6 separate regions of the Homo sapiens genome follow, and all the other regions are linked to region 1. Evidence: chromatin loops called from intact Hi-C (ENCODE). Cell type or tissue: heart right ventricle. All regions are shown on one strand. Region 1 holds the start of ZNF385D (zinc finger protein 385D). Region 2 has its middle 89 kb from the start of ZNF385D. Region 3 has its middle 40 kb from the start of SGO1. Region 4 has its middle 63 kb from the start of ZNF385D-AS2. Region 5 has its middle 330 kb from the start of SGO1. Region 6 has its middle 160 kb from the start of ZNF385D-AS2.

The links. Peaks named below come from ENCODE experiments on the same cell type or tissue, not always from the same donor. Only the 100,000 strongest peaks of a DNase experiment are listed, where the experiment ranks them.
Region 2: it touches region 1 in a loop (6-fold over the local background); 19 of 110 quality-filtered maps call a loop at or near these places.
Region 3: it touches region 1 in a loop (3-fold over the local background); 2 of 110 quality-filtered maps call a loop at or near these places.
Region 4: it touches region 1 in a loop (10-fold over the local background); 56 of 110 quality-filtered maps call a loop at or near these places.
Region 5: it touches region 1 in a loop (9-fold over the local background); 6 of 110 quality-filtered maps call a loop at or near these places.
Region 6: it touches region 1 in a loop (7-fold over the local background); 33 of 110 quality-filtered maps call a loop at or near these places.

Annotation. Positions count from the first base shown.
Region 1 is chr3:21,750,886-21,755,885 of GRCh38, forward strand. It overlaps ZNF385D (zinc finger protein 385D), which reads right to left and starts at 325. Exons shown (of 8, transcript NM_024697.3): 1 at 10-325. The coding sequence starts at 31. In heart right ventricle, a CTCF peak has its summit at 2,072; DNase peaks (open chromatin) are centred at 406 and 2,064; H3K4me3 peaks cover 988 bases; H3K27ac peaks cover 1,925 bases.
Region 2 is chr3:21,837,751-21,842,750 of GRCh38, forward strand. It overlaps a transcript of ZNF385D not described here. Among named protein-coding and RNA genes, the nearest start is that of ZNF385D, 89 kb to the left of the region's middle. In heart right ventricle, a CTCF peak has its summit at 2,132 (motif pointing left); a DNase peak (open chromatin) is centred at 2,081; H3K27ac peaks cover 1,228 bases.
Region 3 is chr3:20,223,909-20,228,908 of GRCh38, forward strand. No RefSeq gene overlaps it. Among named protein-coding and RNA genes, the nearest start is that of SGO1, 40 kb to the left of the region's middle. In heart right ventricle, a CTCF peak has its summit at 2,058; no DNase peak of the experiment used is centred here.
Region 4 is chr3:21,891,685-21,896,684 of GRCh38, forward strand. It overlaps a transcript of ZNF385D not described here. Among named protein-coding and RNA genes, the nearest start is that of ZNF385D-AS2, 63 kb to the right of the region's middle. In heart right ventricle, CTCF peaks have their summits at 2,983 (motif pointing left) and 3,195; no DNase peak of the experiment used is centred here; H3K27ac peaks cover 1,855 bases.
Region 5 is chr3:20,509,841-20,514,840 of GRCh38, forward strand. No RefSeq gene overlaps it. Among named protein-coding and RNA genes, the nearest start is that of SGO1, 330 kb to the left of the region's middle. In heart right ventricle, a CTCF peak has its summit at 2,129 (motif pointing right); no DNase peak of the experiment used is centred here.
Region 6 is chr3:22,115,604-22,120,603 of GRCh38, forward strand. It overlaps a transcript of ZNF385D not described here. Among named protein-coding and RNA genes, the nearest start is that of ZNF385D-AS2, 160 kb to the left of the region's middle. In heart right ventricle, a CTCF peak has its summit at 2,343 (motif pointing left); no DNase peak of the experiment used is centred here.

The sequences.
Region 1 (5,000 bases):
AACACTCACCAAAATACATTATGTTTCTCATTAATCAGACAGCTGGAATCCCACCGCGGTGTCTTCAGCATCAGCTCTCACCCAAGGCTGGCACGTAGAGCAGAGCCCTTTCATGCTACATTCGGTGGAAATGTCCCCGGCGTGGAGAGCAGTGAGCGCCGAGAGCGTGCCTCCTCCGCGGGATGAGCGCCTTGCAGGCTGCCTTTCCAGGGCTAAGATCCCCGGCGGCTGGAGAGTGCGCTCGGGCTGCCTGCTGCACTGCCCATCCTTACTGTAATCCGACTCCTCCTTGCGATGTCCTTGCCGCGCCTGTGACATCAGGACTGAGAGTACTACAAGCAGACCCCTCCACCCCACCCCACCCCACCCTGGGTTAGCAGCCGCTCCACGAGGTGCTCCGACTGCCTGCCTGGACCAACCATGGCTCTCGGGAAGCTTTGACGAGCCCAGAGACTTGGGAAGGGGCGGAGTGAGGGGCGCGGGAGGCTCTCTTAAAGCGAGAAGAGTGTCGGGATCCACACAGGAACACACAGGAGAAATTCACCACTGTGCAGGAGGGACGTGGTTAAGGCGAGTTCTGCCATTAACGTGTAATTAGACAACACTTTTACCCCGCCCCTCCTGTGAATGCCACCATTCTCTCCAAAATTTAACCTCCTCTACCAAGTTAAAACGGCAGTACGAAGAGGGATGGTGCCGTGCTTGCATTCTCTTTGCTGTGGGCTTGAGGGTTTGTTGTTATTTTTTGTGATGTTTATATATAAGAGGAATAAAAGGAACGCCAGGGACCACTGCTAGGGTAATAGAGGTTCACACTTAGAAGTGATCACATCCCAGAAAGCTAGTACTTGGTGAAGTGTAATTTTTTATTTCTTGAGTGTTCCCTGAGCTATTATGTTGATAGAAAGATGTGAAGAAAAATAACTGGTGATAAAAGTCACCTCTCAGTTGCCCAGGACCAAATTTGCTGCCTCCCTTAGTAGGCAGGTAGAAAGCACACTGAGGCTGAAATGATCTTTGACCTCCTGAAACGGAGAGACGATTAGCCTGAAAGGCAACCAACATTGTGCCATAGTTAGAGTCCAGTCACCAATATAATATAGCCACACACACACACACCCACCCCCCTCCCCCCCCCACCACACACACACACAACGCTCTCATTAAATTTGAGATGAACGGTCAAGAAAGGCAAAGCTTAGCAAAGCCTCTGGCTCCTCCAATGGTATAATGAATTGCAGTCCTTATCTTACATAGAAAAGGATATTAGAAAGAAATCCCTGAAAGCTGTGCTGATTAATACTTAAATGCACAGCATGGAAAAAATAAACTCATACAGCAAGTTCCGTTTCCTAAGGACTCATCACTTTGGGAACCAATTTACGTACTGGAACATTTGAACTTATAAATTTCTATAGACATTTATGAAATTAAGAACCAAATATAAACAAAGAACTGTAGTCTATGGAAGAATGCAATTGATATATTTTTAATCTGGGCTTTTATAAAAGTGTGATAGCAAAGATTTCTACATTTTGATATTAAAATATTCTATAGCATTTCCTTACGCGATTCTATATCTCTTGGTGGATTTAATGTGCATAGAAACTAGGGGGCTGAAGCTCATAATAACGGCTTTCTGTGCAATCTTGCATAAAAGCTTAACTGTATTCTACCTCTGTGAAGAGTGCAATGAACAATATCCTCTCTCACGCTAGATTATAAAGAATTTGGTGAGTGAAAGTAGGTAAGCAAATATAAATCAGAAACATCACAGTGAATCTTAAGATAAATCTAGGGCTGTTCTTTTAGAAATACTCTTAATTTAAAGCCACCAGAGGAAAATTTACATAGTAAAGGATATTAACTTTTTTACTCCCTTTTAAAAATTAAAATAAAAACAATGTTACGGGAAAGTATTGAAGAAAATGCGTAAATGTTTTTTCCTTTTGGACAAATGGAAATTGTCCAAAAGTACAATTAGTAGTTCTTCCCTCAGGCAAAAGAACCATCTGTGGTAGAGCTTATTCATGAAGCCTGTAAGCTGCCTTGACCTCCTACATGTGCTAGGGGGCACTGTAGTTTAATGTTAGTGCTTTGGGTCCATTTGAGTTCCTGTAGTTGGAAGATGCAAGCATTGAGAGTTGAGTTTCAAATAGGAGATTTGAAACATTAAAGGACTACCTTAATCATTAATAACACGCTTGCATTTGCATGACATTTTACAGTTAAAAGGCACTTTCACATGTCATCTTTATTACTAACAAATTGAGATATAGAAAGGTGGATATTACAGATGTCACAAATGAAGAACCTGAGGCTCAGAGATGTTAAGCAACTTTCTTAATGATGTGATGAGTAAGAAACAGTTGTCTTACTATTTGTTTGTTGAATTTATATTACAGTTCTCCAACAGGTTTCCTTCTTCAAATAAATGTGCTATTTATAATGGCTCAGGTAAAAGTCACCCCCAATAAAACAATGTCACTGCATGTTCTAGAAACAAATATATCTATATGGTCACAAATACATCAGCAGGGAGCATCTGGTAATAGAACATGCCAATCTTTGCCTGGTAGTATACCCCAAAAAACAGCATGTAGCCTTTGAAAGAATATGGCATTCCAGAAACAATTGAGTGTAATATCTATACAATGTAATTCTGTTCAAACAGAAAAGGAAGATGCCCTTTTAAATTAAAGATATGTGCCCCTCTTCCCTGCAATTAAGGCTTATCTGGAATGTAGAAGCTTAAGATACAAAGTTGTTTATCTCTGGATGGAAAACAAGTGATGTTTGTTTTAATTGTATACTTTTTCCTGTTTTACATAAAACTATTTTATTTATTTGTATACATTTATTAAAAAATGCAACTTTGGTGGTTGTTGTTGTTGTTGTTGTTGTTGTGTGTGTGTGTGTGTGTATTTGCGTTTTGTACTTTGAGCAACATCTCCCTAATACTCTCACCCTGCAGCTCTGGTAACCATTTTATTCCTGTTTCTATAGAGTTTGACCTTTTTACACTCTACATATAAGTGAAATCATTGGGTATTTGTTTTTATGTACCTGGCTTATTTCACTTAAGACAACAATGTCCTCCAGGTTTATCCATATTGTCACAAATGAGAGGATCTTCCTCTTTTAAAAGGTTGAATAGTATTCCATTATGTATATATGCGACATCTTTGTTATCCATTCATCCACTAGTGGAAACCTTGCTTGATTCCTGTGAGTAATACTGCAATGAACATGGTAGTACACACATTTCTTCAACATATTATTTTTTTTAATTTTGAAGCATAATAATTTCCAAATGAAACCACAGCTGATCTTGGCTAGATAGAGGATTGTGAACATGCCAGCTGTGCCTGAGAGATGCTTTCATATGTCATCTCAAGGGAGCGACTTAGCAGCTTCTAGGGAAGAATCTGGTTCACACCCTGACCTTTACCTGTCTCTAAGAATCTGTGAGAACCTAGGAGCTTCTGAAGGTGAATTAAGTCAGTTCATCTGGGGTCAGCTGTAGCACCAACCTGCTTGCCAGATAAAATTATACCTAGCACTATTAAAACAAAGGATGCCTTCAAACCACTTACATATTTTGTATTAAAATATCATGGTTGGGTGAAAATTTTTTCTGTGTTCTAAGATCCGGGTAGCTGCCTGCCTTGACTCCTCATCTCATTCAAATATTGCTCAAAGGTTTATCAGTGTACTAATTCACTGTCTTTTTTTTTTCCAGTTTTAAAATGCCTTTGTCCCTCCCCTGACATTTCTTAACCTCCTTTCCTCCCTTATTTTTCTCCATGGCAACTATCATCATCTGACACACTATTTTAGACGTCTGTTTATTTTTGATTTCTCCTCACTGGAATATAATCTCAGTGAGGGCAGGGATTTTATCTGTTCAATGCTATATCTACAGTTCTTAGAAAGGTACCTGCTACTTGTCATTATACAATAAATATTTGTGAATGAGGGAATGAATGAATGAGCATCCTAAGTACAGCTGTATTGTGTGTAAGACATCATACTTTTCTATGTGCCTGAAGTCAGTTCTTTGAGGTTGGTTGTGTTTTGTGCAAAGTGTTCACACAAATTGAATTTGTCCATGCTTAGCAGCAGCTGCTCTTAAATTCCATTCAGTACAGATGCCAGATGGTACTGCAGGCCACAGTTTGTGAGTGTGTTTGTCCTTTCAAATTCTCATAGCTGCATGGAGCAGAGACTTAGATTCAGCATGAGTTAGCATAGCTCAGTTGTGTCTTCCATTGCCTCGCCCTTGGCTTTAGTTTAGTCCACCTTTATCTTTTATCTATATTGTAGCAATAAAATTGTATCCAGTGTTCCTGATTTCAGACTTGCCCATGTCCAATTCATTCTCCATATTAGATCCATTATCATCTTTAAAAATGGTATGATCATGCCACTCCTTTGCTCAGTATTCTTCACTGTTTCCGTATTTTATCCACCAAGGTCGTTAAGGTTTTCGACAACCAAGTCCCTATTCGCTTCTCCATTTGTAAATACTTTGTCCTTCACACTCTTCACTGTGTGAAACCTAAAGTATGGCTATAATTCACCTGAAGACTACATTCCCTTTCACCTGCTCTCTCTACTGAAGCAATCTGTAATCAATCTTTGGGTGTCTGTTTAAATATTATGTCTTCTGAGAACATTTTTCTCACCAAAAGACTAAATGAGGTGTTGTTTGTATTCTTTTTCACATAGCACACTGTACTAATTCCTACTATAGCATTTAAACTTAGTGTGGGAATTTGCCTTTACTTGTATGTAACCCAAATGAAAGAGGATTTTCTTTTTTAACTCCATGACCTCATACAAATCCATCGTTTAATGAACAAATTCATTATTTATCTATGAATTCATTCAACATTTTTGAATAAATTTAACATCTTATGAATGCCTATCATGTGCCAGGCATTACTCCAGGTGCTGGATGAAGAACGCTGCAGAAAGTGCAAAGGATAAATGGGGAA
Region 2 (5,000 bases), 87 kb after region 1:
AGTCCCAGCTACTCAGGAGGCTGAGACAAGAGAATTGCTTGAACCCGAGAGGTGGAGGTTGCAGTGAGCCAAGATAGCACCACTGCATTCCAGCCTGGTAACAGTGTGAGACTCCATCTCAAAAAAAAAAAAAAAATTGGAGAAATAGACTCCACCTCTGGAGTAGTAAAATAATATTGCAAATGACGGTGAGTAGAGGAAGGGAAAAATTTGTGGCCACCATGCAGTCTACCATTTCATACTTCTCTCAGGGTTTGTGGAGCCTATGGGCCTACATTATCCCTTTTATTTCAAAGCATTTAGATCTTCATAACTGCACATTAACAGTAGCAATCTTAATGGCATGATTATAAAGATTAACAATGAATTCCCAGAGTAACACAGAAGAACAGTGTTTGGAAGAACAGGTATTGTTACAAAATTGGTTTGTGTTGGCTCTCATCATTTTGGTAATATGGAAAATTCAAGAAGATTGCCTGGGGAGACAATGCAGGTGATAAGCATGAGTAAAATGCTATTGAGAAGCTCAAATATGTAAGGGAAAGTTTTCAAGACAGGTACTTGGAGGATCTGGGAGATAAGTATAGTTATGTATGGTATATATGCTAAAAACAAAGGTGATGGTCAGTCAGAATCTTGTTTGTGAACAGCTTCCAGCACTTCTCATAATGAATTTAGATGCGAATCAACAATGAAGAGGCCAGCCTTCCTGTTTGAGTGTTTTTAATTCAGCTATAAGACCTTTTTGCCTAGAATATCACACCGACACTCTAAGGCACTAGGAAGAAAATTCCCAACAGCCACTAAAAAACAATAGCGGCTTTGAGTGTCAATTGTCAAAGTGATGGAAAAGAGAAGTTCTGGAAGGTCACGGTTTTTTATGTTTAAAGGATAGCAAACTGGCCTTATCCATCTATGATGCTCAAATGAGCCCTAGCTAGAAACCCTGTTAATAATATGATCACAACCCTGTCTCTTCAAATCTAAGATGCCATCTATTGTAAGTTACATGCTAACTTATATATCATCCAGTAACTATAATTATAAAATATCACCAATTTTAATAGGTGTCTTGATTTCAGAGATGTTAAAGTGTGAGAAAAGATGCTTCTTAGAGGTGATATAACTTGCTCATAATAATAACACCACAAACTAAACAATAACCGTGGGAACATATAAAACATTTTTCATATTTTTTCTGTCGATGCTTACAGCAGTCTATGAAGTACTTTCTATTATTACAATTCACATTGGATGAATGAGGCAACTGTGGCTAAAAAGATAAAAATATTTTTAATAATAATTAAAGGTTATTAGAAGATAATCTTTGATTAACATAATTAACGATTATCAAATGGCTATAAATGCAAAGTCAAAATTCTGTCCTTGGTCTTTCTAACTCCAAGCCTTAATCATTAAGCCCTATGGCCTTTTCTGAAAACTAGTCACTTCCATTTTTTTGGTAACATTTTTTTAGTATCATCACATAATTTTTAACAACCAGTTAATCAACCAACCACATTTTAAAATCTCATATTATGAAATTCTCAGGAGTAGCTAGCTAAGTGAAACACCAGCCACAAAAATGGTTTTGACTTCACAGTCCAAAAGCTCATCATCTGTTACAAACTCATCATAAAAGATGACTAAACCAGTATAGCCAGTCTTTGGCGCCTAGCTTCTTCTCTAAAATCTCTCACTTTCCTAAACTATGTCCAGTTCCAAGGTACAATTAAAAGCCAATTGATGTAATTAAATAGCTCCCAAGAAAAACTCAAATAGCAGAAACTCTATTAGGCAAGAGAGGCTAGCTTTTTCTATGATAACTAAGAGGCCGACAATTTCAGTTGCTTACAAGAGTAAAGATGTATTTCTTGCCCCACACAATGATCTTTATGGGTCAGCTCTGACTCCAGACCACATCACTTTGCCTTCACTTTAAGACTCAGCTGACAGAACAGCCATTATTTGGAACATTTCCCAGATGCTGTAGCAGTGGAAAAAGTGATCCCTGGAGAGTCACATACCAGCAATCAAATGCCTGACCTGCACTTGACCCTCATTACTCCCACATGTATTACTGGCCAGAACTGATCTCCAGGTCTCCCTCTACTGGAGGGGTCAGAAATTGCCTCCCACTGTGCACCTAAAGACCGAGAGCGCACAGCCTTACACCGGACTGCAAATCTCTCTCAATTATGTTCAGATAAACATGTTGTTTGATGCTTGTGCCTATACTGCTTTATATTTAGGTAATTATTTTTCAACGTTTTTGGGTGTGAGGACCCTGTTATAAGTGGAAAAAAGAAGAATGTGATAACCTCTTTTGATAATAATTTGCTTTTTATACGCATATTTTTGAGAAGGTACAGATAATCAAAAGCCTAAATAAATTCAATGATGTTTTAAACTGAATTTGTATTTCAGTGACAACAGAGGGTATACATGCATTCAAAAGTAGTATGTAAGTATTACACATGCAAGACATGGGGTAAGATGTGGCTCACTTAACCCTCACAGAAACAAACAATTAAGACAAATTCAGACTTCAAAGACCTAAAATTAAAACAGAATAGAGAAGAGCTGGAGGCAAGTGGTATCACTTTTACTTTTCTACCCCTCAGAGGGCTTTGTAAGGGATATAACCGTTCTTTTAAAGATAGCATGCTTCCTATTCCCTGATATCTTCATATCGACATTGCACTCCTTCCTTTTGTCTAGTTGAATAGTGCTCAACCTTTAGCAAACACAAGAATAACGGTATGCCCAATACTAAAGATTTTGTGCTTTATGGGCAACTGGGAATTTTCAAGAAAAGTTTTGTTTTTAATCCAACGTTGGCATATGAATGCATTTGGGATTTGGCGACCCATAAGCTGGAAACCGTTGCTTCGGTATTAAAACTCTTAGCAAATGACACTCTTCAGTATTTGGTGATGTTTCCATCCAGTTCTAATACTCTACCATTATTTATTTATACATTTGCTTTTGGAATGTGGTTGGACCGCACTTTTTTTCATTCATTCAAAAAAGTTTGATAAATTACCCCCTTATGTCAATCACTACATATACTTATTATATTGAAAATGCTGAGAGGAGATCAATCATCCCTGGCTTCAAAGAGTTTGCTGTCTAAAAGAAACCAAGAGTTGAATAAATGTCTATGACTGAGACCTGCTCAGGATAAACTGAAGGCACAGGTAGTGGACATGTATCCAATCTGGGTTGGTCAATTTAGCTTCCCTGACAAACTGAGGCTCCTGGTGAATATGAATGTGAAAGAAGAATTAGACATACAGATGGTAAGAGACTGTTAGCAAGTTTCATGAGAAAAGAATCGTCAAAGGCAATGAAGCAAGGACATTCAGAGCAATGATGGCACCTACTATGTATATTACTCTGCAGCTTGTGTTTTTTACTAAACTGCATATCGTGGGCATCCCTACAGACCAGTGATAACAGACGTAACTCATTCTCTTTAATAGCTTCATAGTAATACCAAAAATAGATGCACATTATTTATTCAATTATTCCTGCACTGATGGGTGTTCAGATTACTTCCAAGGTTTTTCTACTACAGTGTTGCTATAAATATCCATTTATGTATAATTGTAAGCTGAGATCCTTTGAATTCTCCTGAGATCAATTCCCAGAATTGACATTGTTGAATTAAAGAACATTTCATTTTAAAAAAAGTCAGACTACTGTATTAATTTATCTTCCCACGGAGCATTCTAGGTTACAAGTCGTAAGTTTTGCTAATTTTATGAGCACAATGATAATAGCTCTTCGTTTTAATTGTATTATCCTGACCACTGATAAGGCTGAAAATTTTCCATTTTTGTGAATAGCCTGTTTATGTCCATTCAATCGCTTCCATTTTATTTTTCTTGTCATTTTTAGGGGTTCTTTGGAATACTTAAGTTATTAAACACAAGTATAAGTATGCATAATTCTTCCAAATTACACACACTTTTCATTTTGCTTAAATTTTTACTTAATTTAGGAAGACCTTGACTTTATTGGTTTAATTTTTGATGTATTTTGTTATAACATTTTTTAAGTTTGTAAATTCGCAATTCATACATATTTTTCTGTGCCTTTATACTTTTTTTGTTTCTATTCTTTCTCTAACAAGTCACGCCTCAGAAATACATACATATATGTATATATACACATATATACATATATATACACACATACACAAACACACATATATAATTGAATCTATATAATTGAAAATGTATTTGTATAATATATAAAATGGAATATATAATTGAAAATGTATTTGTATAATTTTTATCATTTCTAAAATTTAGATTTTTTGTTAAATTTAAAACTATATGTTATTTTAAAGCTGCTTTCTCTTTCAGATGAAAAACCAATGACAGATAACTGGTTATCAATAATAATTCAATATGTAATCTTTTCTCAATGTTGCAAGTCACCTTGGATTCTGCTCTGCTCTGCTCTGAATCCCAGGCTGATAGAGCAGCTACTCTCTGGAACAATAGAAATGCAATTTAAAATACCTCTCATTTTGAATATATGTGCTATTAGGGTTTTGGGAGAAAAAGGAGCAAGATGGGAAGGGAAGGAGAATGAATTTTGGCCTGAGATTTGATTTCTATCAGATCTGATTCCTATTGCCTATGTGAATTTCCCCTACCTTGAATCCAGCCGTTATGAATTGAATTTGACTCATATGTGAAAGGCCAGTGATTGGTAATCATGAAAGATGACTTCAAGCCCCATTTGGTCGACACAGGCTCTCTAGGGCCATCACAGATACTCATGGCAATGCTTTTAAATATTAACCCTGTAATTAGATCTTTGGGATGGTTGTTTACATACTGGTCTGAGGATGTGAATTTATATCCAAATTTCTGTTTTCCAGTTGTAAAACTCTGTAAGTGGAATGAAAGCCTTTTCTTATTTCATTCAGTGATGCAGTCAATCCATCACCTTTTGAATGCCACAATGGTAGAGAAGTACAATAC
Region 3 (5,000 bases), 1.5 Mb before region 1:
ATGGATGAAAAGTTCTGATATTGCAGCTTCTGGGTGTGCTCAGGACTCTTCTTCACTATCATTGGTTGTGTCTGAGACTGTCTAGCTGGGCAGATTTGGTTGGGGTAGTGGGTGAGGGAGGGCTAGAACTGTGGGATGCTTTTTTATTTCCTAAATTTCCTTCCAAGAACCTCTAGAGTCACTGGAATTCCAGCCCTGTGGCTTTGGTTAGCATGTGGGGGAAAGTTTACCTTCTCATTCCTAGAGCTACATTAGGGGAAACAAGCACTATGCTGTTTGGGGTGAAGTTGGTATTAATTTTCCCTGAGAAACAATACTGTTGATGATGGTTGGGTTCTGTGGGCCTGTTAGTTAACAATATAATTCATCTATAGTATGAGTTAAGTGGACTTGTGTGGGCTATTCTATTAATACATTGTCTGCAACATTATTTCTATGAGAATAATGTATCCTGAGTTCCAAAAAATTGACTTAAAACATTTGGAATACACACCATTACTTAGTGGGGACTCATCTGGGGCACCCATAATGGATGGTTCAGAAAATATGGTCCCTGCTGCTATTCACTAGTGCTTATCAATTTCAGTCTCCTAGCTTTAAGTTTCTTGAGAACTCTTCATTTCTTCACATGATTTAGGAGGTAGAATGTGTGCAATTTTCTAGTCAGCTGAGAAGGTTCATTCTCAATCCATTTATTTTTGTAGTTTGGTAAAAGGATATCCTTTTACTTTTTAAAATTTAAATTATGAAATAATAAATGAACATTGAGTATATATATAAATTTTCTACATTCTTACCATTTTGAGGGTAAGAATATACTCTTACCTAGCAATAATCAAAAGTGTAAAAATCCTTATATAATTTCCTATATACGTAAAACTCTCTGTATGAATTCCTTATATAATGTCAACATCATTTGGTTCTGTCAATTTTTGCTTTTAAAGTTATGCTTTAGATGTAGACAAGTTAAAATTTTTCTGTTATTTTGGTGAAATGACCCTTTTAAACATGAAGTAGTAATTCTTTTTTGTTAATAATGCTTTTTGCTTTAAAGGTACTTTAATCTGATATTAATAAAACTATATCATGCAAAATTGTATATTCAGAGTTGCCTGTTATAGAGGAAAACTGGCAGCAACAAAAAAGTTTAACAATTGGACATTGGATATACAGTAAGAATATGTTCATACATTGATATACTATGCAGCTGTGTAATACCATATTATACATTATAACCTTCATGAAGAAAAAAGCTCACAGCTGTGCATGTAGAAAAGAAAATGCAAAAAAAGAAAAAAAAAGAAGCATACTACAAAATAGCTTGTATTATAGCATGCTATTTTTGTACCTCCCGATACATATGTAAATATATGTTTAGCAAATAACCTGATATTATCCACTAGAATATAATATTGGATACTTTTGGGTGAAGAAATTATGAATAATTTTAAATTTTTTGTTCTCTTTTAAAAATATATTCCTGTGTCATAAGTTAATTATTTATTTCAAATAATGAACATATGCTACTTTTAAAAGAAATGTAGCCTTTTATTTGACAAAAAAGCTCTCCTATTATTCTGTAGCTTATAAACAAGAATTCTGAGCCAGAAAATTACTGTTCTTTAAAAATGTCCATGATTCTTACTTGTTTTCTTTGTAGATTTTTAAAGAAAGATAACTACTTTGAATTACATAAACTTTAATTTCTAAAACGCAAATGTCTGTGTAGAATAGTAAAATTGTATCCCATACTTTTTCAACAAAAGTAGTCATAAACTTGGAATGGAATGTGACATAATAAATTGCAAATAATTATATAAGATTTTCGATTTCAAACATACATATTAGGAAGGCCAAACTGAGACTAGAATTTTAGAAGTACAAATGCAATTTTTTTTGCATCATGATTGAATAGGAAAAAAATCCCCTCAAGTCTGGCTGGCTGAATGAGCATGTTGTAAGTAGAATGTATAATTTTGTTAGTGTACCCCTCAGAGGTTGGCCGATGAGTAGCAGCAATGCAGTAACAATATAAAGCTGTCACTTGGTGGAGCTAGAATACTATGTAATTCCAATATCCTCTTTCGGCAGATTTCTTGGAGAAAATGGTTTCATGGCAAAATGTAAGACTATTGCCCCCAGTTGCCAAATATTGAAGTACTTAGCCTTTGGGGAATCTGGTTTTATGGTTTTCTTTATTATTGTGCCAGAGTATGAGTAAATGCCAAACTTATGGGCATTTACTGATTACAGTTAATAAATTACAATCTTTTCATCATGCTGAATTCAATGCCTTCCCCCCACCCTGCCCCAGGAGTTAGTTTAAATGAATATATCATCTATTGATTCAGTGACGTTTTCACACATTTCATATGGCACTTAATAGCCCAGTATCATTTCACTTGCTATGTCAATTACTGTAAAATCAAGATGGGCTTTTAGGTAGCTTATGATGCCTGGAACAAAATGCTCAATGGATATTATACAAGTGTTTGGTGATGAATACCAGCTTCTGGGATTCCCTGGGCAGGGTGGAAATTTTAGATCAATTCAAATATTGACCAAAACTTTTTAGATGAAATTTTAGGGTGACCAGTAAATGAAGACTGCCATAGACTCAGGCAATCCTTCCCTGGAATGAATTTAACGCTTTTGGAAAATTCTGGATTGTAGCCGTTCTTACTTTGGTCTTCCTAAAATTGAAAAATTGAAGATTTTTGCATTTGTATTTATACATGGGTGTGTATAGTTTTGTGCCTTTATCAAGGTTAAATTGTGCCAACCTTTTCTCTCAGGTACTAGGCATATTCCAAAAAGACTAATTTTAAAATTAGATTAATATCTTTCATACTTAAAAGGTGTTAGCTCAGATAAAATTATTGCATACCTTGACTATGTGAATGGATGCTGAAATTAATGTATTTATGGATCATTATGTTGACATGTGAAGAACAGTAATTGAGTTTTTTATTTTTTTAACTTTATAAATTTAAATTAATTTTTTTTTTGAGACAGGGTTTCACTCTGTCATCCAGGCTGGACTGCAGTGAAGCAATCACAGCTCACTGTAGCCTTGACCTCCAGGTTCAAGTGATCCTTCTGCCAGACCTTGAGCCACTGTGCCCAAATGAGGATTTTTAAAGATTTCCTATTCCTAATTTGGCTGGGTTCTGATTCTCTTATACTTTTATTTTTTCATAGAAGCCTTTTTTTTTTTTGCAGTGAGAAAGATTTTATTTGACCTTAAGATAATTCTATTTGGGAAAAGTGGGGAAATAGGATAATCAGTCTTCTATTACATATTATGGTCAAGGTAGATCCAGGTTTTGTGGGACTAAAGCCTATGTGGTTTGAGCTCTTTTATGTAAAAGGATACAAAATTACAAATGCAAAGTTAAGCATAAAAGTCCACATTTATTTAAAATTAGAAAAAAGTAACCGATTGAATAGTTTAAAAAGCTGGGACAAAACCCTCAAACAGTGAAAGATTCAGAGAAATTATATTTTTATTAAATAACTGCCAACACATCTGTATAATTATTTTCCACATATCAACTTATGGTTCCATACATTCACAATCTAATTTCTTCTCACATAATTCCAGTTTTGACTACCATAGGCATATTCATATCATGATAGGACTCTGTCTCTCACCTTTGCAAAAAAAATGCTGGATAACTCACCACAGTGGGCATTAGGAGTATTTTTGGAATCCATTTCTATACTAGGAAAGCCAGCAATAACTTAACTATACAGGGAAGTGACTGTGAGCCACATAAATAATGCACATTAAACTCAAACCAAATGCATCTCCCACTCAACATCCCAGGGTCTTGGAAGGACCCCATGCAAATGAGGGACCCTGAAACCTAAAACTCTTTAGTATCACAGTAATTCTACCTTTTTGAAATCCTTTTATCAATAATGTACCTCACTTGATTAAAATCGTCATCATCTTTAGGGTGATTTAAAGTTTGGGAACCACTAACAGTAACATTCATAGATGAAAGGATAGTAAATTTGGGTAAAAATATTCTTAAAAATATTTGCCATATAGACAAGGAGGACATAACCATAGGGATGTTATTTCAATACCTTATTTTCTAAGTATCATTTATTGGCTTTTAGTAGAGAGTACTAAAGACAGTGTTAGGACTGTCTTACAGATTTTTACAAAATTCTTACAAAATATTTCTGATTCACCATTATTCTTATATACCATTAAGAAGTACTGTTTTTTTTAAAACAACAGCTTGAAAGGCATAGCTACTTCCCTATTTAATTTGTATTCTTAATCTACCAGAAAAATCTGCAACTCCAGCAGTAAGATCATTGATTATTTATTTCATGGATAATATCCACATTGTTGAAAGGCTCCCTGTTTTAGTGTTTAAACAAACAAAAACAAAAACAAAAGCAACACAGCCTTGTATCAGACATGAAATTGTGTTTTTATTTGATGATTCCTGGAAGTCTCTTGACTCCTTAAAAGAGCACCTTATGCATGCACTTGAACACTAAAGCCATAGTAATAGTTAACATCTATCGATTGCTTTCTATGAGCCAGACATTTAGTGAAGTGCTTTACTTGCATTCTTTGTTTAATTTTCTGAACAGCTCTATGAGGTACGTACCATTTTATGAATGAAAAACTGAGGCTTAGAGAGTTTAAATAACAAGCCTAGATCCATGTAGTTTGTAAAGTGGCAGGCATGGTGGCTGAATATATACTTATTTTAACTACTTTGCAATAGTGTCACAGAAGCAGTCATTCAATGAATGTCAGGAAGGTTCAGAACTCATAGATAGCACTTGAATAACTACAACTTCAAAAAGGGAGAAGCTCTGAATTTAGGAGACAGTATAGCATAGGAAAAGATGGTGGAAGTCCAGGCACTAGAGTCAACTGTATTCTGGCTCCATCATTTACTAGCTGATTGACTTTTGACAAGTTACTTAATCTTTCTGTGCTCCAGTTTCCCCTGTTAAAAGAGGATAAT
Region 4 (5,000 bases), 140 kb after region 1:
TACATTAGTTTGAAATTAGGCTGAGAGGCCTTGACGTTTTCTAACAATCTGAGATACTAATTAATGAGGTGGTAGTCTATTGTCATTATCCCTAAATGGTATATTTTTAAAGTTCTGAAGACACAGTAAGTTTCACTTACTTTTAAATTTATACTAATTCCCCCAATTCAATAATCCATAGGATTTTCTGTCATTGATGTGATTTAGAAAAGTTTCACTCTGTCTGCTTAATAGCTTTTTCAAAGTGAGAACCAAGCTGATCACAAATACTAAATCAAGGAAATATTATCAACAGCAGCAAAGATACTGGTCTCCATGTGTTCATGCAAAATATCCATTTTAATTTAACTGTAGTTTATATGATATTGGTTTGTTTCGAGGGCAACTGAAACTTTTCTTCAAAAATTAACTCCCAATACTTGCTTCGTGGGATAGGAAGCATTCTGAATGAAAATATCACTACAAGCAATGGAAATTAAAACACCTCAAATGAAATCTTATTTTTATAATTGAGATGGAAAAATTTGAATATATAGAATTTAGGTGAAAGGGATGTTTGCCTGAATTTCTCAGCCTCTATAGTGCACAGCTTTGAAAGCGCTACAGTGCCAGGAATATGCTGGCTCAGCACAGAAACCTAGAAGGAGAAATAATAGCAAATGACTGCCTCAGGTTTGCCCAAATAAATTCCTCCAGATATCTCTAAGAATACAACAATCCAGAGAAATCATTTTCAAAGTGTGCTCTTACCCTTAACTCAATTTTGCTCCTCCAAATAGACTTGTTTGTGCTTTGCTCTGATTAGATTTAAAACTATTATTATCATTACTGATTTGGTAAAACTCATTAATGTAAGCATGACTTTTCTCAAAATACACTTGAAGAAATATCAGGATTAAGACTTACTGGTTTCCTACCAAAACAAGTCCTATTTATTTGCAAAGGAGCTAAACATAGGTCTTTAACAGACTTTAAATTTAAATTAAATTTAATTACATTTAAGAGACATTCACTCTCTCCACCAGTTTTTCTACTTCTTTTACCTCAATTGGTCTATAGCCCTCTGAAGTTAATTTCCAAAAACTATTTACTCACGTGCAAGATAACGCCAAGAAATAAGATGCAGATTAGTGATTTTTTAAACCATGCATTGTGGATTGTAAAGTCCACTTGTTTTATATTTTACAAAATGAAATAGAATAGAATAGAATGCAGAATGTCAGAGTAAGTGACATATTGTAAAAATAAGCATTTTTTGGACAATTTCTATTGCGTGTATGTATTTGGTCCTATGTAAAGTGTGATTTTTACAATAAACTCCAATCAGAAAAGCTTGAAAAACATAGGAGAAGAGAAGAAAATAGAATTTAGAGGTAAATAGGACTAGCCTGAATGGTGGCTGTAACACTCCCTGCATGATATCAAGTAAGTCACGTAACCTCTCAGAGCTTTAAGTTTCTCATCTAAAATGGTGAGAATTCCAGGTATTGTTGATGTGGAAGAGTATTGGTAGATTAGAAGCATTGTAGACATAAGGCAGAACAAACTGGATTGTCATCGTACCTCATCCACATCTGCTTTTAGCACAGATACACATCATTCCAAATATGAATTGCACATTTATGGAAGGGAAGGAGGTATGACACAAAATGTAAAACATGGTAAAAAATAATAACAAACAAAAAAGTGCCTTGCACAGACAGCTTATTCTTAAATGGCACTCATGTCATCGAGCTGTTTTACTGCACTGGTCTGTGGTCTGGGAATTAGCACATGAGATATGCAAAGATGAGTCATGATCTCCATAAATAATATTTTAAAAGGCTACTTAACTAGCCTTTATGTGAAATATAAACCTCTAAGCACTTTATTGTGTCCTTAAATAATTTAGCTCATTGAATGTTTTCCCCCTGAACTCATTCAAATCAGTTATCGTTAGAAGTTCATTTGAAATTCTAGCCATGCCAAGACAGAGTACCAACAGTATTCTGAAGGTTGAAAGTTGCATGGAAATTGAGAATTGGCAACAAGGAGAATTTCCCTCTCGTCAAGTCTAGCTATTTTAGAACTCAGAGAATTAAAAAAGAGATATTCCACATTTTATCAAAGCCATGGTTGTAAATTCTAGTTCCCTAATAAGGCAACCATCTCTGCAGACTTTTAATAATATCACTTGAAATTGTATTTAGTTTTTAAATTTTATCTTGCAAACGGAAAATTATTTTCATTGTACAGGTTGTATAGCTCAATTTAAACATAATCATTGCCTTAGATAACTTACAAAAACAACTTTTAACATGTTCAAAACTTTCACCTGGACTTAGGAAGTTCAAAAATATCCAATGATAGAATACTTGTTTCTGTGTCTCGAGGCAGTTAGATACATGTTTTCCATTCCTTAAAACCTCTTAAATTTTTAAACTTGCATAGTCATATATATCAAAACGTATTTTTAAATTGCACTAAGCTAGATAATTTCTGATTTATTTTCCTTTGAACAACATAACAAGAAAAACAACAGTATTACCTCTATAATAATTAAAGTTAAACAAATTGAGACCATTAGGTTAATAATCCACTGTCACAAATACTATCTTAAGAACTAGTATGTTATACTTAGTCAATTCATGTAATATTACCTCTTGGAGAGCACGATTTGTTAAAAAATTAAGATTAAAATATTATATTGGCATAAATGCAAAGAAAAATTTTTGAGCAAATGTTTGAAGCCAAAAACATCCCTGAGTTTTAAACTTTCTAATTCTTTCTGATTTGCTCTTTCCTTTCTTTTGCAATATGATTTATCTTTGTGATGAAAACACACTTTTATTTATTTTCAGCTGAAAGACTAGTTATAGCTATGACTTTACAACAGCAAAGCTCACCTTATTTTGTTTAAAGACCTTCTTTGTAATTATTTATACTTAATATAGTTTGTGAGTTGTAATTATCCTCTAAATTCATGGTATATGGGCTCCCTCCAGTGGCTAAGTTAGCAACCACAGATCTGAAATGTCTATTTTAAATGACTGATATATTTAAGTAATGATCAGCAATGGTTTCAATATTGCTGAGTTTAAATCTTACAAGCAGCAATAAGTTTTAGGTGAGCATATAACTGCAGTGTTACAACCCTTTCAGAAGAAACGTAGAGCTTGACACAATGCCAGACACCATGCCAACCTCTGAAGAGTCAAGATATAAAGTGACCTCTACCAGGAGCTCATGGCAAAGAGAGGACACAGATGTTTATAAACAGCAAAAATCACCACCCAGCAAAACACAGAGAGGTGAGCACAATAATGATGGCATGCATAAAGTGAAGTAGGAATACCACAGAGTAAATAGCAGATAGGCCAGGGAGAGCTACGCAACAGATGGTAAAATAAGAATCTGTGGTGTGGAAAAGAAGACATTCCAAGCAAAGACATGCATGTTCCAAAACCCAGATTAAAAATAGGTTGGTATATATGGAAAATGAGGTATTTCTATTTGACTGATTAGAGTTCACCAGGGTAACTGGTAAGAGCTAAGTATATTCAAAAAGATAGGAGTCAGAACATGGCGGACATGAGATTCCTACAAGTAGCTGGAAGATGCCTTTTTGCTATGGTTGAATCACTGAAATGTGTGGCTTTTTTTTTTTTTTTTTTTTTTTTTTAAGACAGAGTCTCACTCTGTCACCCTGACTGCAGTGTAATGGCGCAGTCTTGGCTCACTGCAACGTCTGCCTCTGGGTTCAAGTGATTCTCCTGCCTCAGCCTCCTGAGAAGCTGGGGACTACAGGCTCATAGCACCATGCCTGGCTAATTTTTTTTTTTTTTTTTTGTATTTTAAGTTGAGATGGGGTTTCACCATGTTGGCCAGGCTGGTCTCAAACCCCTGACCTCAAGTGATCTGCCCACCTCGGCCTCCCAAAGTGCTGGGATTACAGGTATGAGCCACCATGCCTGGCCCACTGAAGTGTTTTTAAACATGAAAGATTTCCCTTTGGGGAAAATAAAGTATAGTGGCAGTATGCAGGACCGGTTGGAGTGGGAAGTGAAACCAAGTTTAGGGGATTCAACTAGGTAATATTTAGGAAAGAGCTAAATGATAAAAGAAAGTGAATAGTAGTTTGCAAGATGGAAATATGCAGGCAGTCAAGGGATGTTAAGATCTTGGACGTATGGCAGGGAAAGGAAAAAGAGTCTATGAAGTCTCCTAGAAGTTTGATTTACATTAAAATCAAAAATTTTGTGTCTAATTTGTAGAACTTTTTAAAATGTCAAATGATGTCACCAAAATTTTTGCGGTTTCGACAATGACAATTATTTTAATTAGAGAAATAGTTACTTGGGCCACATTAAAGTAAAATTTTTGACTTGTGTAAGGAATTCCTCTCTTCGACATTTGGAATTAATGAGGCTCCTGATATATCCCTGCTCCCATGACAATATGACAGTAAGAGAGATGTTGTGACTCTATGTTTCCACTGGCAAGAATGTTAATGGAAACCAGAAAAAAAGAAGCTTGGGATGCCTGTAATTACATCACCTGAACAGTTTACATGATAAACATGTTAAGTTTGAGTAGGAAAGAGCTGACCTTTGGGATCTTTGATGCTTTGGATATATGTCACTCGTGGCTGCCTCAAGTATCTATATTTTAATAGATACTTACCCATGGTGTAGATACCAACTTCCTAAAGGTAAATGAAAAAAACAAAATAAAACAAAAAATTTCTCTGCCTCCCTTAACACTAAGGCACATATATGTGATTTGGGTTCTACAATCAGATATACCTATGGGGTACTTTAATTTTGAACTGAATTATATGGGGGCAAAGAGGTGGGGCCTGGGCCTTTTTTTCCCCCTGGTATATTTTTATGAACAGGGCAGCACGTCCCTCGAACCAACAGCTATAAAAGAGCTTCCTATTTAGGAGGTACTTGATTGTGGTACAAATTGTGTGATTTTAGAGCCAGAAATTACAGTATTATTTTTCTGATGCAATGATG
Region 5 (5,000 bases), 1.2 Mb before region 1:
TTTTCTTTTTGTATTGTGTCTTTGCCAGATTTTGCTATCAGGGTAATTCTGGCTTCACAGAATTAGTTAGGGTGGAGTCCCTCCTTCACAATTCTTTAGAACAGTTTCAGCAATATTCTTACCAGCGCTTCTTTGTATGTCTCTATATTTTGGCTGTGAATCCATCTCGTCAAGGGCTTTATTATTTTTGGTAGGTTTTTTATTACTGATTTAATTTCTGAAGTCAATGTTGATATGTTCGGGGTTTCAAGTTCTTTTCAATTCAGTCTTTGCAGGTTGTGTGTTTCCAGGAATTTGTCCATTTCCTCTAGATTTTCTAATTTGTGTGGACAGAGGTGTTCATAATAGTTTCTGAGGATCCTTTATATTTCTGTGAGATCAGTCGTTATTTCTGATTCTGCATGTTTGGGTTTTCTCTCATTTTTTCTGTGTTAATCTAGCTAATGGTTAATTGATCTTGTTTATTTATTCTTTCAGAGAACCCACTTTTGCTTTATTTGATCCTTTGTATGAATTTTTGCCTTTCAATTTTGTTCAGTCTTGCTCCAATTATAGTTATTTGTTTTCTTCTGCTAGCTTTGGGGTTACTTTGTTCTTGTTTTTCAAATTGCTCTAGATCTAGTATTAGATTGTTAAATTGAGGTCTTTCTAACTTCTTGATGTAGGTGTGTTTGCTACTTTTTAGATGTCTATTAGGTCCAATTGCGCAAGTGTTTAATTTAGGTCCAGAGTTTCCTTGTCAGTTTTCTGCCGCAATGATCTGTCCAATTCTGTCAGTGGAATGTTGAAATTCCACACTATTATTATGTGGCTGTGTAAATACTTTTGAAGGTCTAAAAGTACTTGTTTTATGAATCTGGGTCATCCAACGTTTGGTGCATATATATTTAGAATTGTTAAGTCTTCTTGTTGTATCGAATCCTTTATCATTATATATTACATTTCTTTATCTTTTTTTACTCTTGGTTTAAAGTCTGTTTTGGCTGATATAAGAATGGTGACCCCTGATCTTTTTTTATTTTCTGTTTCCATAATAGGACTATGTACGTAAATTTATTTTTGTGGTAGCAAGTATCTTTCTTTCATTTCCGTGTTTAGAACTGCCTTAAGAATCTCTTATGAGGCTGGCGTAGTGGTAATGAATCCCCTTAGCATTCGCTTGTCTGAAAAATATTTTATTTCTCCTTCTCTTTTGAAGCTTATTTTCGGGAGAAATGAAATTCTTGGTTAGAATTTCTTTTCCTTAGGGATGCTGAAAATAGGCCTCTAGTCTCTTCTGGCTGTCAGGTTTCTGCTGAAAAGATCATTGTTAGTCTGATGGGGTTTGCTTTGTATGCGATCTGACCATTTTCTCTAGCTGCCTTTAAGATTTTTTCTTTAGCTTTGACCTTGGACAGTCTGGTATCTATATGCCTTTGTGATGTTTGTTTTGCATTGTATATCACAGGTATTCTCTTAATTTCTTGTGTTTGGATGTCTATCTCTATAGCAAGATAAAATAAATTTTCTTGAATTATTGCCTTAAATATGTTTTCCAGTTTGTTTACTTTTTCTCCTTCTCTCACAGGTATGCCAGTAAGTCTTAAGTTTCATTGTTTTAAAATTTTCAAAAAAATTTTGACTGAATGTGCTAGTTTGAAGAACCAGTTCAAGCTCTGAGTTTTTTCAGTTCCAGAAGCTCTGATGCATTTCTTTTTAAGATGCGTCTCTCTTCCTTCTTTTCCTGAATTGTTGAGAAGTTTCTCTGTGTTGATTTTTAACTGTCTTGGATCTCATTAAGCTTTCTTGCAATCCATGCTTCACATTTTCTGTCATTTTTGAGTTTTCATTTTCTTTAGGGACCACTGCTGCAGAGCTGATGTGATTCTTTGGTGGTGTCACAATATTCAGGTTTTTCATGATGACAGAACTCTTGCCCTTTTTCCTTGTCATCTCGAGACACTGGCACTTCCAATTTATGTAATTATTTTCATGTGTCTTTCTTTCCTTTTTTTGTCTTTCACTTTTCCTCTTTGCCTATGGGGTGTGACTGTAGAGAGTGTTGGGTAGAGTCTTCTGGCTTTGCTTCTACAGTCCTATGCACTTCTGTCAGCAGGTTTTATATTGGACTGTGCAGTTTGACCTATAGGTCAGTAGATGGCGCTTACAGATAAGAACTGGCTATGGCCAATGTGGATGAGTATATACTGGATCTTTTTTTACTGGGAGACTCTGTTGAGAGCCAGCCTCAGGCAATGGGCTGATCCGTGAAGTGAACAGTGGCCTGAGCTCCCTGATAAACCCTGTAGGAAAGGATGAAGATAGGCAGGGCCAGATTAGGTAAGCCTGCCTACAGGTTCCCTGATGGCAGGCACAAGCACCAGCACCAAGAAGGAGATCCAGTGAGTGGCCACCAAGTTTTCAGAAGTGGGCATAGGCATGGAGCTGGGGAAATCTCTGGCTTCAAGTCTCTGCATGAGGGTGGGGCAGCCTAAACTCCTGTTGCAGAAGAATGGGTGTTCCAGATGTCTGGAGATCTTCCTGGGCGTGGAGCATAGAGGGTCCTGCTGCACCACAATCTCTGCACAGGAAGGGTGGGGAGATTCAGGCTGCTAATCCACGTGAGCAGGTGCTCCAATGCTGGAGATATGCCTGGGCATGGAGCAAGGAGGTCCTCACTTCACTATAGTCTCTGCGAAGTGGAGTTCAGACTGCTGATCCAGGTGGGTGGGTGCTCTGAATGCCAAGAGCTTCTTAGCAGACTTTATTACTTTCAGACAGTATAATTACTGTCAGAAATACTATAAATGGCAGGGCATGCTGTGTATTGTGATTCCAGGTGGTGCCTTTTATATGATAGTCTAATTTAGTCTCTATGTTAACGGAATCCCAGGAGTTGTACAGGGCCCTGCTTTCCCAAACTTATATGGCAGCCTTCACACTGTTGAGGTCACTGTGGCCATGATGTTACTTCCAGCTTTCCCATAATTAACTGCTTCCTGCTCCAGGCTCTTTTGTATTTACTGATGTTTTCTAGAGCCACTTTATTCCTATGACTTATTTAGAATCCAGTGTTTGTTCACCACTAAAAATACTCTGTCTTTATGACCAAGAAGAGTAAATGTTGGACAGCAGTGTTAGATATGATGATCACACTGTTTATTTTTGAAGTGTTTGGAGACAAACCTTGATGGAGGCAGAACGAAGAGTAAAAATAATTTGGCCTAAGGATTGCTAACTGTGTAACCTTGGGCAAGATGCTTAAACTCTTTAGAGCCCTTAATTATGTTATATGCAGAATGGAGATAATAATGTATTTGCTTTTCTTTTGGTGAAGATTAAATGAGATAATAGATGTAAAGTGTTTGAATCAGGGTCTAACACTTATTAGCAGTATGTATTAGTTGCTCAAAAGTTATAAGTTGTCTTCTTATCATCCTTTTTATCTTGATTGTTGAAGTTTTTAAGTTTGATACATTAAAGATTTCATGTCTTTTTTGGGTATATTAAGTCTTTTATCATAATGTCATGTTCCTTTCTGTACTTAGTAATTTTTTTTCTTTTCTCTGAAGTCTACTTTATCTGCTATTCATATAGCTATATAGCTTTTTTGTGATTGTTTTCATGGTATATATATTTTTCTTCTATTTACTTTTTACCTACTTATATCAGTATATTTGAAATGAATTTCTTGTAGACAGCAGATAGCTGAGTCATTTTGAACTATATTCTGATAATTTTTTTAATATAAAGCATTTATATTTTAATTGGTGTCTTTAAGCCCTTCATATTTAATGTAATTTTTGATGTCTGGATTTAAGGCTGCCACTTTATTGTTTTGTTTGTCTTGTTTTTGTTTCTCTCTTTCTCTTTTCTTACCTTTCTGTGGGTTACTGAAATAATTTTTAGTGTTACATTTTTCCTTATCTGTAGTGTGCATATATTTCTTTGTATATGTTTTAAAAATATTTTTCTTAGTGATTGCTCTAGATATTACCCTATATTCCAATTTAAAGTTGCACTAAATTATATACATAAAGCTCAAATCAGCCTACTCCAAATCTGCTTCACATTTTCCTCCCATCCTACTGGGCCGTGGGGAGAGATAAGTATACATTCAGTGATATGTATAAGCCTTCTCAAGTAAGTGTGTAAATTATATAATTGAGTGTGTATTTTAAACTAGAAAAATAATGTGTCATTGTAAAAATAAAGGGTAACTCCTTCTTATTTGCCGTTTCCCATTCTTTTTGATACTTATCTATACATATAATCATATGAAAATCCTTCTTTTTTTATTTTTTGCAGACAGGGTGTCATTCTGTCACCCAGGCTGGAGTGCAGTGGCGCAGTCCCGGCTCACTGCAACCTCTGCCTCCTGGATTCAAGCGATTCTCCTGCCTCAGCCTCCCAAGTAGCTAGGATTACTGGCGTGTGCCACCAAGCCAGCTAATTTTTTTTTTTTTTTTTTTTTTTGAGACGGAGTCTCGCCCTGTCACTGGTCTGGAGTGCAGTGGCACGATCTCGGCTCACTGTAACCTCCACCTCCTTGGTTCAAGCGATTCTTTTGCCTCAGCCTCCCAAGTAGCTGGGACTACAGGTGCACGCCACCATGCCCAGCTAATTTTTTTATTTTTAGTAGAGGTGAGGTTTTGCCATGTTGGCCAGGATGGTCTCGATCTCTTGACCTTGTGATCTGCCTGCCTGAGCCTCCCAAAGTGCTGGGATTACAGGTGTGGGCCACCACGTCCAGCCTAAGTAAAATTTTTTATTTGATTTATTTTCAGTGTTCAAGAGCCGGGGCACTGGCAGATTTCATGACCAAATATTAGAACCATGACAACTCAGGAAACCAAGTCTATTTCCTCTTAAGTACCACCTATTTAGAGTCAGAAGGAACCTCCGCTGAATTTTGTAGGAATTATTTCCTTGCTTTAAAAAATACTGTCACAACTTTTTGTGCCTTAGTAAACAAAATAGTCCATTTTTTGCCTGTTTTTGAACTATATACAAATGAAAAC
Region 6 (5,000 bases), 360 kb after region 1:
ATCAGAGAAAGTTAAAGACATTTTACTGGAGTTGAATCTCATAAGATTCCAGTAAACCATATTGAGAAGTTTAGTAGCTTGGTTAGCTTTTCTGCAAAGTGTAAAATGTAATGTAGTAGTAGATTTCCTAATGCAAAGAAAAATATGTACAGCTTTAGTCATATGACCTCTGAAGCACTTTGGTGATTTAATCATCATCAGGAAAAACCGCTAGCAGGAAGGTTTAACCTACTAAGAAAACAGGTTTTTGTTTCCTTAAAATAAAACTATCTTTGCAATTTTTGATCTTGTCAATACTTTAAAGCGAGCTGATGCCTATACCAAAAGCTGTCCGAGGTTGCAGCCACGACCACTTCCAAACTGAAGCTGGAAGCTAAATAATGACCTACTGGGGATAAACTTTTACATCTCAGAAGCAGAATTAACTCCTGTATTTTCCTGTGTTCATATAAAAAGTTCAAGCTTTGGAAACTATCAATATTTACACATAAGTATGATTTTAACCATGCTACGGTAGGATAATAATCTTTATAAATCAGTGAATTTTTATAATAATATGTATTTAAAATTAGAGAGCTTTTAGAAAAAAGCTCTCAAGTTATAAATTTTTCTTTGTATTCTCTCCTGAATCTATTTTATATAGATTTCCCGGATGTCTACATTTGACACTTAACACCAAATAACACTTTTTATTGAAGTCACATTTACTGAAACCCATGGAGTAACACATTCAGCAGTCAACATACTCCTTTTTTCCATTAAATTAAGAAGATTGCTCCAATTCAAGAACTACTCAGATTATTTTGTTCATTACCTGCATGAATGAATGCATTCTGTAACATTCTCTAAAGGAAAGAAGGAATTTAAGGCATCCTGCAAAAATGTACACAATAAAATGTAGTAAAAGTGGGTGAAGAAAACAGAAAAAAGAGAAAATGTATAGAAAGGAGAAGATATAAAGAAATGTGAGAGACGAAATTACACAAAATTTCTTAGAACTGAGGCAACATTTGAATGTAAGCTTTCTAACAACTAATGCAAAGACAGAACCATCACACATAGTTGATTTGAAGAGATTATCAGATAAAACCAAAATTTGTCAGTCTAACCTTAAATGTAATGCAAAATTTAGAGACACATTTATTCCACAAAGCCTAGCATATATAGTGACAATATCCTCAAAATTACAGTTTTTATAAATATGATGAAAGGTTTATAAGGCTATTTCTGATAAGCTCTTTATAGAAATTGTCTGTAACACTAAAACTTATAATGAAAACACTGAGTTGTCACCATGTGCTAGTCACTTTACTAAGTGTTTAGGTCATTTGGCCATCATAACCACCCTATACAATGGTTAAAATTTGTTACCCTCTTTCAACAAATTAGGAAAATAGCTTAGGAAAGTTAAATAAATTGTCCAGGATGGTATATCTGTTAGAGGCATGGAAAGAATTCAAACTGACCCCAAATTCAGGCTTTGAGATGCCAGGCTTTAGGAGTTCCCACTGGTGAGGCTTTATGTCATGGTATCTAAAACATACTTATGTTAACAAACAGAAAAATCCAGCAATATGGAGCTTATGTAAATATTTTAAATTATTACAAGTAGAAGTGTGCTTTGGCTCTCATAGGATTTGGGCTCCCTAGGGGATTAAATAGGAACTCAGAGCAATATACTTTGAGCAATATAACTTCTTAATGTTCCTTCCAAGATAAGCAGGTTGCAAAATGGGTTCTCTGAAACTGAATGAGTAAACCTGTTTCGTATGAGTGTTAGTTGTGAGCTAACTAAATTATGGGGAATGGTTACACGACTTATGATTTTGAAATTAAGAACAGGCTTATCTCTCTGGCTTGAGGAGGAAAAGACAGGGAATAGGCATCTTGTTCAACCAAAATTGGCATGAAATGATTAAATAACAGGTTAAATAGGAAAGGTATCTGAATTCACACTGATTTATTCCACTATTTTTTTTTTACAAAAAAAATGATATTCTTTTAACTTTAAATTAGACTTAAATTGAATATTTTAGATATTTACTTTTAAATAAACTTAATGGTTACAAATTTCTAACTTGATCAACATTACTGGTAATATTACCATTGATTATTAATAATGATTAAAAAGTATTTACATGAAAGGATGTCCATTATTCCCAATAAAAGAAGAAATTAAGAAAAATATTCACTTTTCTATATTACAGCATTTAGATGACAAAGGTAGAAATCTTTTTATCTAATATAATCGTAACAATCATTTAAAGGATTTGTGGATTTTAAAAACGTAATTTCATGTGGCACAATTTCTTAACATCTGAACATGGTACTCTACTGCCCTCTCATGGATATTACAGAAGTAACAAGAAGAATAAAGTCAACTTAAAAAGGGTCAACAAAATGAACTTTGTTTAAATAAAACCTGTGATTTGTAACAGACGCACAATTAAATAAGTATTTTTATGCAGAATATCGCTTTTATGAAATGTCATAAAATGTTTAGACACAGGTACTTTAAATAATTATGAAGTAAAATAAATGAAGCGTACTTTACTTATAGAATTGTGAACTATGGAATTGCTAATGTCTCTCTTATTCCAAAATCCCATTGTTCTAAAGTATGCCATTATTTCCCTGAGTTTAGTAGTCTCAGGTGACTGCCATAGAGAAAATAACTTTAGTTTGGTAATCCCTCCAAACCATAAATTGTTTTGCCATGATTGATAAATTTCTTCATGGAACAAAAAGTAAGAAATCTTAGAAAACTGTAAATATAAATATAAGTAGAAATCCAAGCATGATGCTTAACATCTGAGATTGCATTTGTGAGGTGAGGGAGGGAGTGAAAACATGGTTGCTGCATATAGTTTTACAGGTTGTAGACTGTACATCTCCAAAGGGTGTTGCCTAGATAAGACATTTTAAAATGATTGCCCACATGTAAATTACACCATTAGGTATACTTCTAGTATTTTGAATTAAGCAATTCAACTTTTTTTTCCCAATGATATCGGTAAGAGGTTAGGGAAATTCATTCATGTTGGTGTGGAAGAACAGCCTCTCGATGGTTAAGACAAACAAAGAGCAGATAGCTGTTTTGTCTCTGAAGCCTGATATCCTTGATCTGACCTAGCACCTCTTCTGTTAACAGTCATAGTTCTGGGTTTAGAATTTCACAGGCCTTAGGAACATGATGTAAGCACTATTTTAACACTGTTTCTTAATTCATTTCATACATACAAATTTGAGCATTTCACATGTACTTTCCATTACTGCTTTGTAGATAAAAGTTTTTAGAAACATTTGCAAGTCTTATAACATTATCGACCAGACTGAAAAATTTTTAGTTTTTAACATGGAATATGATCAGAGACATAAGAAACTATCACCTGCTATTGTACTGTTTTTTCAGGGATTACCTAATTCTAAAAAATTGAATATTAATTATCTTAAATATAAAGGAATCAAGTCCAGATTAACTGTTCTACAGGGGCTACAAAGCCCAGGGATAGGACGTCCTGTGGTGCTGCCAAGAATACCACCCGCCTGATGAACTTTGCCATTGGCACTGGCTTCAGAAGGAATCTGCTTGGAACTTAATATAGAAAAAATACCTTGTCAGCTACTTAACATGGATTAAGAATATAAATCAACATCTTCATTACTATAAAATTAGTCAAAAGAAATGTTAAATAAAAATACAAGGCATTGACTTATGTCCGAGGCCAAATCTGTAAAATCATATCTTCTTGTCATATAAACTGAAATGCAGTCTAGACTAATTTACTACTATTTTAATCTTAAAATGTTATATTTAGACATAATTTGTTGGGGGGAATATGCTTTTGTTTGTGAATGCTTAAATGATTTATTAATAATTCTTATCACCTTTTATTGCTCTATCCTCTACTTTTTCAACTGGTTTTGATTCCATAATGGCCTTCTCCTCTAGCTTCTTAGAGTTGCTCTGTTTTGAGTCACTGTCTCTCCCAAAATAGGTTTTGATCATTTGCTCTGCTTTTATAGCTAGCTTATGGTTACTTCAGCCACTGTGCAGGACAGGTTGCTGGAGCCTCTTAGGCAGTGGTAGATTGGAAGATATGCTGTTTTACTATCTCTCCAGTAGATTTTGTGTCACAGGATTCCCTGGGATTTCTCTGCTGAACTGTTTTAGGAGATATCTGATGAGCTTTTACTAGTGAGTATTTATTCAGCATCTACTGCATATTAGGTATTGCGGCTTTTTAATTTTTTCATTTTTTGAGACAGGATCTCACATTGTAACCCAGGCTGGAGTGCAGTGGTATGACTTTGGTGATCCTCCTGCCTCAGCCTCCCAAGTAGCTGGGACCACAGGCATGCTCCAACATACTCAATTTTTTTTCTTTTTTCTTTTTTTTTTTTTTGGTAGAAACAGGATCTCACTATCTTGACCAGATTAGTCTTGAAGTCCTAGTCTCAAAGCACTCAATTCATTCAACCTCCCAAAGTACTAGGATTACAGGTGTGATTCACCATGTCCTGCTGCATTTTTTTTTAATGTGGGGGACTTAATGAAGGTAGAGTGCCTTAGTTTACTAGGGCTGCCACAACAAAATACCACAGACTAGTGGCTTAAATAACAGACATTTATCCCTCACAGTTGTGGAGGATAGAAGTCTAAACTTCAGGTGTTGGAAGTTTGGTTTCTCCTTTGGCCTCTTTCCTCAGCTTGCAGATGACACCTTCCCACTGGGTCCTCACAGGACATTTTCTTTGTGTGCTGCATCCCTTCCTCTTCTTATGAGGACACCAGTCATGTTGGATTAAGGACTATACCCTTATGACCTCGTATAAGCTTAATTACTTTTTTAAGAGTTCTATCCTCAAATAGTGTCACACTGGGGATTAGGGCTTCAACATATCTACTTGGAAGAGACACAATTCAACTCTTAATACACAGCACAACACTTAAATATTTCAGCTTTGAGTTCAGACCACCATAGTCTGAATTCCATCTC